2 separate regions of the Mus musculus genome follow, and region 2 is linked to region 1. Evidence: chromatin loops called from intact Hi-C (ENCODE). Cell type or tissue: heart. All regions are shown on one strand.

Region 1 (2,500 bases):
ATGTTTGGTCCCAAGTTGATGGCAGTATTTAGGAAGGACTTGGATGTATGGCCTTGTTGAAGGAAGTGAGTCTCTGGGTTCAGGCTTTGCGGTTTCAGAAGCCCACACCAAGCTCACTCAGTCTCTCTCTCTCTCTCTCTCTCTCTCTCTCTCTCTCTCTCTCTCTCTCTCTCTCTCTCTCTCTCTCTCCTCCTCCTCCTCCTCCTCCTCCTCTCTCTCTCTGTCTCTCCTCCCTTCCTCTTTCCCTTCTTTCCTCCCTGCTTCTGTCTCAGAATTGTGAATGAGCTCTCAGCTACTACCACAGTGCCACATCTGTCTGCCTGTCCCCACGCTCCCTGCTATGATGGTCATGGTCTTACCCTCTGTACTGTAAAGCCCTAATAAACTCTTTCTTCTGTAACTTGCCTTAGTCATGTTGTCTCTCTCTTTATAACAAAAGAGAAGGCCCCAGCACCTGACAATCATGGAGTAACTTCTCTGACGGCATCCCTTTCTGTATTACTCTCAGGCTGTTTGGATTGTGAGGGATCTGCTAGTCCTAGGAACCTCTTCCTCCCCGGGGCAGGGCAAATGTATTAATATTTCACTGTGTGATTTGTTCTCTTTGGACTTTTGAACTTGCTGGTCCTTATCTGGGGTTCAGCAGGCCTTTGGGAGCTTTCTAAAGTCGTTCTACCCACAGTGTAATGGGAAAGCTAGGCTGTGGGAGGGAGATGTGATTCTCTGTCACGTTCTTCCGTTCTTTTTTTATCCACTTAAACAGTGAAAGAACCCACTGAAATGCCCTCATCCTCGGCTTCTCTGACACTTAAATGTTCTGTGAAGGACATGCCTGGGTCACCAAGAATTCCCAAGCTTCTGATGATACCACAGTTCTTACCATCATTCTTGGACTCACGTAATTTTAAGACAGTTCTTGTAGTTACAAGTAGCCAGTGCCCCTCCCCCTCCCCCCTTCCAGTACTTTCTCTGTGGATGAGAGACCAGCTGCTTTACGTTATATAGCCACAGGGTGGCAGCAGTGCTTCATGACTTTAACTTGCCTCTGCCGCAACTAGGAATTTTTTTTTTTTTTTTTTTTTGGTGGTGGTGGTGGGTTTTCTTTGTTTGGTTGGTTAGTTTTTGTTGTTGTTATTGTTTGTTTGGTTGGTTTGGTTTGGCTTCTTCACTTAACAAAACCTACATATATTTATAGTGTACAACATAATGACTTGAAATATGTATACATTGTGGAATGGCTAAATATAGAAATAATTAGCATATTCATTATTGCTCTTCCTTAGTGATTTTCTTATATGCATACCTGATTAACTATAGTTTGCATGCTGGACAGTAGATCTCTTGAACTCATTCTTTCTATCTCATGGAAATAGATCTTTTAACCACTTCGCAAACCAGTCTGCGCGCACGCACACACACACACTCACACATATCCCAAGGATCAACTCAAGAGAAAGGGTAGAAAGCAGTAAGAGCCAGAAGTCAAGAGAAGCCTATATGTTCCAGCGTTGAGGAAGAAGCCCTAGCTAAGTGCTACTGACAGTCATAGCTTCTAGGAGAGGGAGAATCAGCCTTCTTTAGGGCTAAGGGCTCTGGCGGATGATCGATCCCACACTCATGAGTGTAGGCACAGCACAAACTGGACTCAGTGGACTACTAAAACAAACCAAAACAGAAGTAGACATCACATGTGGGATGGGGCTTAGAAGAGTCACAGGGGACTGGAGAATAAATATGATCAAAATGTATTGTATACATGTATGAAATCACAAAGAATAAAGTACTTTTAAAGGCCTAAATAAAAAGTTTCCTTTTGTGTTTTTTTTTTCATGGAAATTTAATTAGCATACAATTTTCTGGGGCGAAAAAAAGCCCTGCTTTGGCTTATATAGGTGTCAATAATTTGCAAGACTGCAAAGCAACGAACAACTCATAAATAGCAGTGATTGTTTACTGAGCACCTATCAAGTTCAACTACTCCTTAAATCTGCTTTATTTGTAACTGCAAAGAAAGATAATGAGTAGAAGGACTATAAAGGAAACAGAGGCCCATGAGGAAGAAGTCATATTATTTTATGTTTGGTTCTGTCTGAATCCCTTTTCTATTTCTATAACAAAAATGCATAAGGCTGCATAATTTATCGAAATTTATGGAGGTTTTTGTTGTTGTCTGATTGGTTGGTTGGTTGGTTGGTTGGTTGGTTGGTTGGTTGGTTGGATGGTTGGTTGGTTGGTTGGTTGGTTGGTTGGTTGGTTGGATGGTTGGTTGGTTGGTTGGTTGGTTGGTTGGTTGGTTGGTTGGTTGGATGGTTGATTGGATGGTTAGTTGGTTGGTTGGTTGGATGGTTGGTTGGTTGGTTGGTTGGATGGTTGGATGGTTGGATGGTTGGTAGTTTTGGTGCTTGATTTTGAAAGCAGAGATGGAAGTTAAAAGAGTGCCGTGATCCTGGCTTCTAACAAGGGCATCATGCTACATGAATTACAACATGGCTGTTGTAAA
Region 2 (2,500 bases), 1.5 Mb after region 1:
TAGTTTCTGAAATACAAACTTGTAAATATTTGTATACACACACACACACACACACACACATACATAAATATGTAATACATCGAAACATACATACTTATATACATGCATATCCATGGAAGTTACTCCAAAAATCACGTATGCGTTGGACTTTGACTGTAATTCTACCCCACTCATTTTAACATGCCTTTGGTTGAGGTGTTAAAATAACTGAGTAAAGAAGCACAGCACTTTCTTATTGGCCATGAACGAAAACAAAATCCACCACACCATATCATTATTAAAAACTATTTGTGAATGAGACAACAACTGCCACGAGTGTGTGTGAACCAGTGAATTATGCAGTGCCTACCTAGCCTGACTCCAGTTGTTTCAATGGCCTCTTACAAAAAAGAAGTTACATTCCAGCTGACGTTCAATTGGGAGTAAACTACTTCACTTTTAAATTATAGAGGAAAATACATCATTCTTGAGGGTTTATACATAATACAGGTATGCATGCATGCATATACATGAGTGAAAGATACACAGACCATGCATGTGTGTATGCATGTATGCTTGTGACAGAAAAATAAGACTGTGCAGTTACTCATGTGTAGGCATGTAGCCCCACTTCTTGTTTACAGGAAAATGGTTCCAGAATGATCTTAACATAACACAACCCATGCTTGTTCACATCTCTGCTATATAATGGCAAGGGATTTTCATCCCTTGTACTATAAATTGTCTCTGGGTTTATCCATGTGATCTATAATTGAATCAGAGCACTGTGTCAATATTTGTTGCAAAACATTATTTATAAATTAATAGGGAAAAAAGATGTATGTACACAGACCTTCTAATAAAAATGCAGCAGTTTGTTTACAAATATGTTCTGCTCACAATAAACTGATCCCCCATATGTAGAACAGTGGTTGTGGGGTGCCAACTATTTTCACATACACACATTTTATACACACCTTGTCCCTTCTCCAGACACAAGAGGCATGTGTCTCATGGGGGATACTTGAATAGCTCCATCTTGCCTTTGAAAATTATCACGTCTTTTGCTGAAGAAAACTGTCAACCTTGTAGTGATAGTCAGTAGCATGGCATCAGTGGAACAAGTGCTGGTGTGAAAATCACAAGAGCTATTTGGGGCAGAGAGCAAAGCTGGGTAAGGACACACAAGAGAAGATCTTGCGCTCCCCCTAGAGGCTGGTGTGTGCAGATGCTTCCCTAAGGTTTTGGGTTTTGTTGTTGTTGTTTGTTTTAGTTTGGTTTTGTTGTTGTTGTTTTTCCCTTCTTGGTCCTGAGGCTCAGAAACAGCAGTATCCTTCAACAGAATAACCTGCTATCAGAACATGGAAAGTAACAGAAAAGAATCTTTCTTGTTTTATTTTAATCGTCCCTTAATTGGCCATCTGGAAAAACAACAAAAGAAGTAGAAATCTAGAAATCCCAGTAACAGCTCCCCACAGAACTTCATAACACCATTACATTACATGAATTAGAAGCAGTTATATATTTTGTGAGCCTCAGTAAGCAGCTAATGAACTGACATTTTCTCTTTTGTAATAGCACATCGTGCTATGTCCACATGACAGTATAAGTCTAGGGGACAGCTGATGATGTCAGAGGTAGCAATGACTTTCCCATCACTTCATAAAACTGGTTTTGAATCATCATTTATTCAGTCGTTTGTTTACACAGAGTAAGGAAAATTTTGTCAAACTTATTTTAAAATTCTATTAAAAAGTAGAGGGCCATATCATTCTTCAGATATGTAAGAAGTCTACCTTCCTTTTCTTCCCTCTACTTTTAAGTTTTTTAATGTGAAAACTTATTTCTGGTTGAACCTTTCCCCAATCATCTTCTACCCAGTGTGTCTCAATAACTAAGGATGTCCTTTAGCACCTATACATGTGGATTATCTACCCTTGCATAACTGACTTGACTCTTTATAAACTGCTTGAAACTGTAGAGAGTTTTAGAATGCCAAAATTCCAGCATTGTTTGCACAATGCAAGGAGGATCCTAAAATAAAACATGTTGGTTGAAGCAGCTTAGACTCTTCAAAGCAAATTCCATCATTATGTGAGACTATCAGAAGAATAAAGCATGAAATTGCTAGTTCTGAATTCATTGCAGCCTTCCACAGAGCACTATGTTATCTGGGGAAACAGGGTGGGCAGGAGGAACAGAAAGGAACAATAGTAAGTTTTCATGTGTTCAGTTTTGTGTATCTCCAGCATCTATTCATTCACTCTGTCTAGAGCCCACCTACTGCCATCTGACAGGCATTTGTGTAAATAGCACATTAACAAACTCTCTAGTTATTTATTGCTAGCGTTTTTTTAAACGCCCCCAAAACCACATCTTTTAGCAACATCTTATAATTTTTTTTCTCTTGGGGTTCTGTGGGTTTACTGGCTCAGTTAGCAACTCTCACTTGTTTGTGTAAGGAGACTTCAGACCAAAGACAGGGTAAAGGAAAGAGATGTCCGGCTTACAGAGCAAGACT

What was found. Hi-C counts contacts between places; a loop is a spot of excess contacts. Peaks named below come from ENCODE experiments on the same cell type or tissue, not always from the same donor. Only the 100,000 strongest peaks of a DNase experiment are listed, where the experiment ranks them.
Region 2: a loop joins it to region 1, with 24 times the contacts of the local background. A loop is called at or near these places in 10 of 42 quality-filtered maps.

Annotation. Positions count from the first base shown.
Region 1 is chr14:41,032,052-41,034,551 of GRCm38, reverse strand. No RefSeq gene overlaps it. Among named protein-coding and RNA genes, the nearest start is that of Prxl2a, 19 kb to the right of the region's middle. In heart, a CTCF peak has its summit at 1,002 (motif pointing right); a DNase peak (open chromatin) is centred at 971; H3K27ac peaks cover 299 bases.
Region 2 is chr14:39,531,549-39,534,048 of GRCm38, reverse strand. No RefSeq gene overlaps it. Among named protein-coding and RNA genes, the nearest start is that of Nrg3, 60 kb to the right of the region's middle. In heart, a CTCF peak has its summit at 1,190 (motif pointing left); no DNase peak of the experiment used is centred here.